Regions from separate parts of the Homo sapiens genome. Here regions 2 and 3 are each linked to region 1. Evidence: chromatin loops called from intact Hi-C (ENCODE). Cell type or tissue: B cell. All regions are shown on one strand. Region 1 overlaps GAS7 (growth arrest specific 7). Region 2 overlaps GAS7 (growth arrest specific 7). Region 3 overlaps GAS7 (growth arrest specific 7).

Region 1 (2,500 bases):
AAATTTCTAGGGCTTCTAAGTCTCAGAAGTCCTGGTTGGATGATCTGTTTGGGAGAGCTCCTTCTCTCCACTGCCACCCCCAGGGACAGCGTGCCTCACTCGTAGAAGGTACTAAGAATTTGCCTGGATATTGGAGCTTTGGAATCTGTCATGGCTGGGGAGGTTGGTGAGTGGGGCACGGTTTTAAGGGAAGGTATAAGGTTCTCCCCAGGGACTAGGGGCGGGGGAGACCAAAGGATTTGTCTTGTTGTTAACAACAGTAGTATGGAGGATGGGGAGTTTGGAAAAAGGAAAGGAAGAAAAGACAAGAAATGGTAATAAGTATGGGCAAGAGTTGTGTGCCCACAATGGACACCTCATGCTAGGGGACCCCCAAGTGTATGGACACTGCCAAGAAGGGGCAAGGAGGGATGAGAGAGGCCTTCTCTGTGCTGAGGTGTGCTTCCCCGGGGCACAGCTGCAGCCTGTAAAGGGTGAACAGTTAGGAACACTTCTTTCTGCTGTCTTCTCTGGGGAGGACACGTGTTGCAACACTTCCTGAGTTGGGGAGGAGGTGACACTTTGCCCCCCACCCTCCTTCAGACTGCTGATGAAGTGTGCTTAGTTATGAACCTACAGCTGTGTTTTTGCAGCGTTCCCCCCGCCTGTGCACCCGCCAGTCCCACGGGGGGCTCCCCTCCCTCCTTCCGTCCCTGGTCCTTCCCTCTGCTGGCTGGTGACTCACTCAGCTCTTGTGCAACAGCCCAGGCTCTCGCTCAGAGAAGAGCTGTTTTCCTCCATCCCATAAGCCCCCGTCCTAATTTATGTCTTTTCATTTGGGTTAATGCTTTCCACATTTAGGTCTGGAGATTAGCGTGTGGCTCATTGATGCAACCACCAAAACCCCAGTGCCAGCTTGGGTCTGGCACAGAGAGGCAGCCAGCCAGCCAGCCAGACAGACAGACAGACAGAGGACAGCTTGGAGCATGACCCCCAGCCTGTTGGTCTGCAGCTGGCCCAGCCCTGCCAGCCACAGAGGCAGAGCGAGGAGGCAGCCCTGACTCCTGGCTTGCCAGAGAATCATTCTCATGCCAGTTTCCTGTGAAGGACACGCATCTTGGAATGGCGTGAAGAGGAGATTGCCCCAAGCCTGTGACTTCTCATTGAGGAAACTGTGTGTCGGGAAGTGAGAGGCACAAGTTCTAGGGTGTGGAAAAATGCGATCTCTGTGGCTTTCAAAGCTGTCACACAACACAGTGTGTGTGTGTGTGTGTGTGTGTGTGTGTGTGTGTGGTTTTTCTCTTCTCTTTAGAACAATAATATTACCTTTGTTGCTATGGTGTTGTTATGGGGGTGGCTAATTGGACACAGCCCTGATGCTGGCTGGTGTGTGGTGTCCATAGTGATTATCAGACGGCAGCCATGGGACCTGCTTTGATTTTCTTCCCTGGAGTGAGAAGCAGGCAGAGGATCACTCGGTGGCTGTGTATACCCTGCCTTTGGTGGTGGCACCCCAGTCAGAAACGGGACCCTGAAGCTGGGATTTAGGTAAGGGGAGGACCTTTCCAAGGCTTGTTTACAGCTCAGATTTGCAGAGGACCAGGTATTTGGGAACTCCTCTTCTGAAGAACCAGATTGCAGGGCAGGGCACAACGAGGGGCCTGTTGCATCTTGGGAGCACAGGGCTGTGTGCTCTGGTAACCTGGGCCCACTCACCTGGCAGGCACTGGCTTCCTTCCCAGTGAGACTGTAGCATTGACGGAAAAGTGCATGGTGGCTCATGCCTGTAATCTCAGCACTTTAAGAGGCTGAGGCAGGAGGATTTCTTGAGCCCAGGAGTTTGAGATCAGCCTGCGCAACATAGGGAGACCCCCATCTCTACAAAAAATAATGAAAGAAAAAAAAAGATTAGCCAGGCGTGGTGGTGCATGCCTGTAGCCCCAGCTACTCGGGAGGCTGAGGCAGGAAGATCACTTGAGCCCGGGAGGTTGAGGCTGCAGTGAGCTGTGATCACACCACTGCACTCCAGCCTGGGCAAGATAGCAAGACCCTATCTTGAGAAACAAAAGAGACAGAAGTATGTTTGGTCAGTATGTATACCCAAAAGTATATCTGTTAATTTTATACTTATCAAATAGGTAATATATGCTCAGGTCTGATATCTGAAAGGTACAAAAAACGTAGAGTGAAAAGTTGGTCTCCTTCCCATCCCTGTCCTCAACCTATCAGTTCCCTTCCCGAGTGGCAAACAAGTGATCAGTTTCTTGTGGGTACTTCCAGAAGTAGTCCAGGAATTTCCAAATATGTTTCATTTTATTTTCCTTAACCCAGGAAACCGTGTGTCGGGAAGTGAGAGGCACAAGTTGTAGGGGGCGGAAAAATGCGATCTCTGTGGTTTTCTGAACACAGGTATCCCCTCTATACTTCTGCACCTTGCTGGTGCTACTGATGCTTTTTGTTAAATCATATAACATATCTTGGAGTTTAGTCAATAGGAAGAGCTTCCTCCTCCTGTTTAATG
Region 2 (2,500 bases), 51 kb after region 1:
TCGTGAACTAGTACCGTGGTTGGGGAGAGGGCACGTGCTAATTGGCCAGGCAGGAGCCACTTGCTCCCGGAAACCTCGAGGGCTGAGAATGAGGTGAGGTGGTTCCACAGTAGAAAAATCAGGGTGCTTCTTTCAGAAGCCGGGGTACGTATGGCCTGCTGGGCAGGCCCACACAGCATACAGATGCTACGAGAGCCTGCTGTGCTTTGTAGGTCACAGACCCCCACGGTGTGCTTGGAAATGCCAGATCATGCTGTGAGGCTTTTCCTCTGCCCCAGCCTCTGGCACGAGACTCCCACGTGTGAAAAGCAGACTCACAGTCCCTGCGTGTCGTGGAGCCCGGGAAATGAAAACGTCAATCTGGGAGGCCCCAGAAGGTGTAGGGGATTGAGTGAGAGAGCCAAGAAGCTGCAGCAGCCGCCGCTGCTGGGACTTCGTGTTTACAAATCACATTATCGGAGCATCTTTGAACTTCTGTTGGCACGTGTGTGACTAATGTTCGAGCTGGTGAGGGCCATGTTGGGAAATGGAAAAGGGAAGTGGGGACGAGCGCTCGTGCTAAAATGGTGCTCTCTTTGGCAATGGCCTTTGGAGGAGGTGACTCACTAGGGGCATTGAGGCAACAAAGAAACTGCTGTGGCTGGATGAAAAAAAGATGCTTCCTCTGCCCCCCTCACCACCCGTGCAAGGGGAAGCCCATGACCTGAGTGTCTTGAAGGAAGCATTTGACCAGGGAGGGTGACCCAGGGTGGAGCCATACTAGACGGTGGTCAGGAAGCTGCCGTGGTGAACAGGTTAGAGTGGAGGTGATGAGTTAAGAGTTCCAGAGCCAGATGTGCAGGGCTGAGCCCTCAGTGTCGTATCTTGTTAGCAGCCTGACCTTGGATGAGATCCTCACCCTGACACCCTGATCTCGGCACCGCCATTATTAGCTGTTTAAGTGTATGCACTCTGCCCCAGTTTGCCTGGGGCAAACTGCCGAACTGTTTGAACCTTGAATTCATTCTCTGGAATAAGCATAATCATAGAAACTAGATGATTTGTCAGGGTTTTGCCGGAGCTGCTGCTTCTCTGCTTTGGAGCAGAGATGGTAGCTTTGGCAGAAAATGGTGGATCATTGCAACTGAGAAGTTAAATAAGAGGTTTCCTCAGCAGAGAGAGCAGGATGGAAGGGGTCCTCCTGAGGTGTAGGACATGGGGACGTCTTTGTGAGTATCATGCGCACGCACACACACACACAGACACACAAACGCGTGCGCGCGCACACACACGTGCCAGGTGCCACCATGCCGTTGCCTATTATTTTGATGGAGGTAGGCAGGAGCAGGAACTCCTTTTGCAAGAATGACAAAGAAGTGGCATTAGCAAGTTCTGCCTGTCTGTTCCTCTAGGGGAAACCCCATGAAACCACCACAGAGCCACTCTGCTTCCCTTTCTTGGCCCACTCTGGCAAACCCAGCCAGCAGGTAAGTGGGAGCACAGAGCGAGGCAAGGGTTGCCTTTGCTGTGGGGAGGGGTCCATCCTACTGTGTGCCCCCTGATGTCTGCACAGTGTGGATGGAGCTCCCTGGACATCCCTGCCTTCCCCTGGGCTGCCCCAAGTACTGCAGGCCTCACTCACGTGGTGCAGGACTGCTCGGCTACCCACAGGATCCTGGGGGGTGAGAGGGCATTTGCGGTGGGAGCTGAGATCTGCAGGGTCATTAGGAATTAGTGTCAGCTAATGGTGGCTCAGCACTCCTGGGGGAGAGAAGAAAGGAAAGGGAGAGAATAGGGATGTGAGCAGCCCTGATTTGCTGGTTCAGGGATTTCTGAGACCAAAAAGCAACCCACCAGCAAAGCAGAATTAGCTGTGTTATTTAAAGTTATTCACATCAGGATATTTAAATGATCTGTGCCCACTGTGTTCGTGTGGTTTCTATGGGCAAGATGTGTTTTATGTTTTTAAAGTTTGTTTAACTTTTCTCTATATCCATGGAGAATCATTGGAAGATCAAATGATATCTCGATCAGTTGTAGAACTTATTTTATTTTCTATTTTATTTTATTTTTGAGACAGAGTCTCACTCTGTCGCCTGGGCTGGAGTGCAGCGACGCAATCTCGGCTCACTGCAACCTCCACCTCCCGGGTTCAAGTGATTCTCATGTCTCAGCCTCCTGAGTTGTCGAGATTACACGTGTGCACCACCATGCCTAGCTAATTTGTGTATTTTTAGTAGAGACGAGGTTTCGCCACGTTGGCCAGGCTGGTCTTGAACTCCTGACCTCAAGTAATCCACCCGCCTTGGCCTCCCAAAGTGCTGGGATTACAAGCATGAACCATTGTGCCCAGCCTAGAATTTACTTTAAAGTAATTACCAGAATGGTAAATTTCCTCCTTCATGTAGGTCAGAACTTGTCTGTGATCTCTAAAAGTCCTGAGCTTGATCCCTCCGTGGACATGCACCTGGGTCGGGGGCACCGGGAACCAACTGAAGCCTGGTCAGTGTGTCTGTACCAG
Region 3 (2,500 bases), 62 kb after region 1:
TAGGTCCAGAGGTCGATTTAGAACAGACCGTCTTTGTTTTTCTCTTGAAACTAGTGATTCTCAAAGTGGAGTGCCTACGTGTGCAACAGCTGCATCAGTTGGGGGCTTGTGAGAAATTCAGATAGTTGGATGGTACCCAAACCTACGGATCCAGAAGCTTGGAGGGTGGGCCCGGCAGACTGTGTCCTAACAGCCCTTCTGATGCATGCTGAAGCTTGAGAATCACCGCTCTGATGCTCAGGGGATGGATAGGACGCCAGCACCTCTTATTGTCACTTTCTCCTCTCCTTTTAAGACCCATGGGGGAGAGAGGTGAGGCTCCCTAGCCAAAGAGGAGTTAAGGATCTCACTGCCGTGCCCCTCCAGGCAGAGTCGGTACCTGCGGAGAGGGCTGGAGGAGTTCTTCCAGATTTTGAGATCTCAGCAAATCTCAGTCCCGTTTTTTCTAGACGATTCAGCACTTGCATCTGTGGGCTCCACAGATGCCACATCGATGAAGAGACCTGGTGCCTTCAACTGTTCTGGAGAGATGGTTCCTGGGCTCCCTTCCCATGGGGCTGGTGGTGTGTGACCCTACAAACAAGGGCTTCTCCAGGGTGACCAGGCATTCAGGCGCTGGGGGTCCTTGGGTGAAAATATGCCAGTTCTTTAAAATCATGTAGGTAAAGAGCCAGCCACACATGTACATTTCAGATCTAGCATTGGTAACTCAGACTGCTGTTTTCATAGAAGATCACTTGGCCTCCTTCAGCTTTCTCTCTAATGGCTTTAGTTACTTTAGTGGGCAGTGCACGTGAGCCAAGAAACCACGTCTTTTCCAAATGTATTTACTTGGAGGGCCCCAGGCTCGCGAAGCCGTTGTTGATCTTTTCCCCTTGGTCCATTTTATTCATTTGTGGTTTGGGGACCCCTGAGAGCATTTAAGTAGCCCAGACTCCTCCTAGGGTAAAATAGATAAATGTGTGGGTAGTGCTTTCATCTCTGCCTTCTTGTTTCCCTCTCTTCCTCCACCTTGCTGCCTGGGTGACCACAGGAAAGTAAGAAACCCACTTTCTAGGTGAGCTGAAAACCCTACTCAGAGACCAGGAAGAACTCCATGTAGCCAATGTGTGTTTATTGTGTACATTTTCTGTGCCTGGGGATGGATTTGAGTATGACACTATTGTTGTTCTCAAGGAGCTCCCATGAGTAAGGGATGAAGGCCGCTTATCTCAGGCCACCCAAAGGAGAGCCGCTGTGGGGGTGAGGTGTGGCTGTGCACGGGGGAGGAGAAGCTGGGCAGGGGCAGGGGCTAAATTGCCCAGGAGAAAGCCCCAAAGTGAGGAGCCTGGCCCACTAGACAGAGCAAGGTGGTTCCCCTTCTGGGCTGGAGAGTTGAACTCAAGCTCCCAGAATTCAGCCTACACGAGAGGGGCTTTCTGGTGACTGAGCGTGAGTGCGTGAGGGTGAGGACGGAGCCTCTGGCAGCCTGTGCCGCTTACTTGCTTTGCATGGGTGGGCAGGGGGTGCCTTCTGGGACTCCCAGCTCTGCCAGCTGAAAAACAAAACTGCTCACAGCTACGCAGTGTGTGGCACTCAGTTGGCATCCTTCTAGGGTGTCATTTCACTCGAGGGTGCTGGTCACGGCTCTTTGCTGTGGAGATGCTTCTCTTGGTAGTTTCCTACCCACCCTCTTAGACCTGTTTCTCCCCGCTGGGACCCCTCCCACTAGTTAATGAGGCTTCCCACTGGCAATCTCCTGTTACCTTCTACCTGATTATCAATTTGACAGTTGATGATCAAGGCCTTGGCAGGTCATGGCTTCGACTGTAACTTCAACCCTGGAGTATTTGCCTTTGGATATTGGATTCCTAGACGCCGCAGAGGAGTCTCAGGTATGATGGGAAAGTGTTTTGGGAACTGCCTTTTGCAGTTCTCGGTCAGGGACCAGGTTTGTTTCTGGGGCTCGTTTTCATTCAGCCCATCAGCTTTCTATGATTGTAAATGGAGGAATCGGGGGACAGTGTGGGGTGAGATGGAACTAGCACCAGTCTTGGAGACAGACTACTGGGTTCAAGCTAGCCCGATTATAAAATGAAAATAAATACTTCCCTCCCAGGGTTTTTATAAGGGTCAAATAAACTACTGTATATCAAGTTACTGGTCCACAGTAGTCCTTTAGCTACTAAAAACAACAAAAAGATAAGATCTAATGGTGAGATAAAGGCAGTGAATGTGATTTGGGGGATATCCAATGCTGGGGAAAAAGGGAAACTTAACCCGTTTTTCCTGCCTGTTATCCAGCCTGTCTCATTTTTGGGAGCTTGAGCGATCGATCTGGGGTACGAAATTTTCTTGGAGTGCCCTTGCCCATGTTCAAATGAAGGCACATGAGGCCATTTTCAGAAGTTTGCCAGGGTCTTGCACTGGTTTGTTTGCAGTTCTTGGTCAAGGACCATGTTTGTTTCTGGGTCTTGTTTTCATTTACCCCAGCAGCTTTGTATGGTTGTAGCCCTCGTGG

The links. Peaks named below come from ENCODE experiments on the same cell type or tissue, not always from the same donor. Only the 100,000 strongest peaks of a DNase experiment are listed, where the experiment ranks them.
Region 2: it touches region 1 in a loop (7-fold over the local background); 16 of 110 quality-filtered maps call a loop at or near these places.
Region 3: it touches region 1 in a loop (7-fold over the local background); 17 of 110 quality-filtered maps call a loop at or near these places.

The regions. Positions count from the first base shown.
Region 1 is chr17:10,113,469-10,115,968 of GRCh38, reverse strand. The region is part of intron 1 of GAS7 (growth arrest specific 7); the gene reads left to right. Among named protein-coding and RNA genes, the nearest start is that of GAS7, 84 kb to the left of the region's middle. RefSeq lists a silencer at 656-715. In B cell, no CTCF peak of the experiment used is centred here; DNase peaks (open chromatin) are centred at 638 and 1,178; H3K4me3 peaks cover 1,183 bases; H3K27ac peaks cover 2,439 bases.
Region 2 is chr17:10,062,037-10,064,536 of GRCh38, reverse strand. The region is part of intron 1 of GAS7 (growth arrest specific 7); the gene reads left to right. Among named protein-coding and RNA genes, the nearest start is that of GAS7, 140 kb to the left of the region's middle. In B cell, no CTCF peak of the experiment used is centred here; DNase peaks (open chromatin) are centred at 585 and 1,416.
Region 3 is chr17:10,051,605-10,054,104 of GRCh38, reverse strand. The region is part of intron 1 of GAS7 (growth arrest specific 7); the gene reads left to right. Among named protein-coding and RNA genes, the nearest start is that of GAS7, 150 kb to the left of the region's middle. In B cell, no CTCF peak of the experiment used is centred here; a DNase peak (open chromatin) is centred at 1,464; H3K4me3 peaks cover 496 bases; H3K27ac peaks cover 1,702 bases.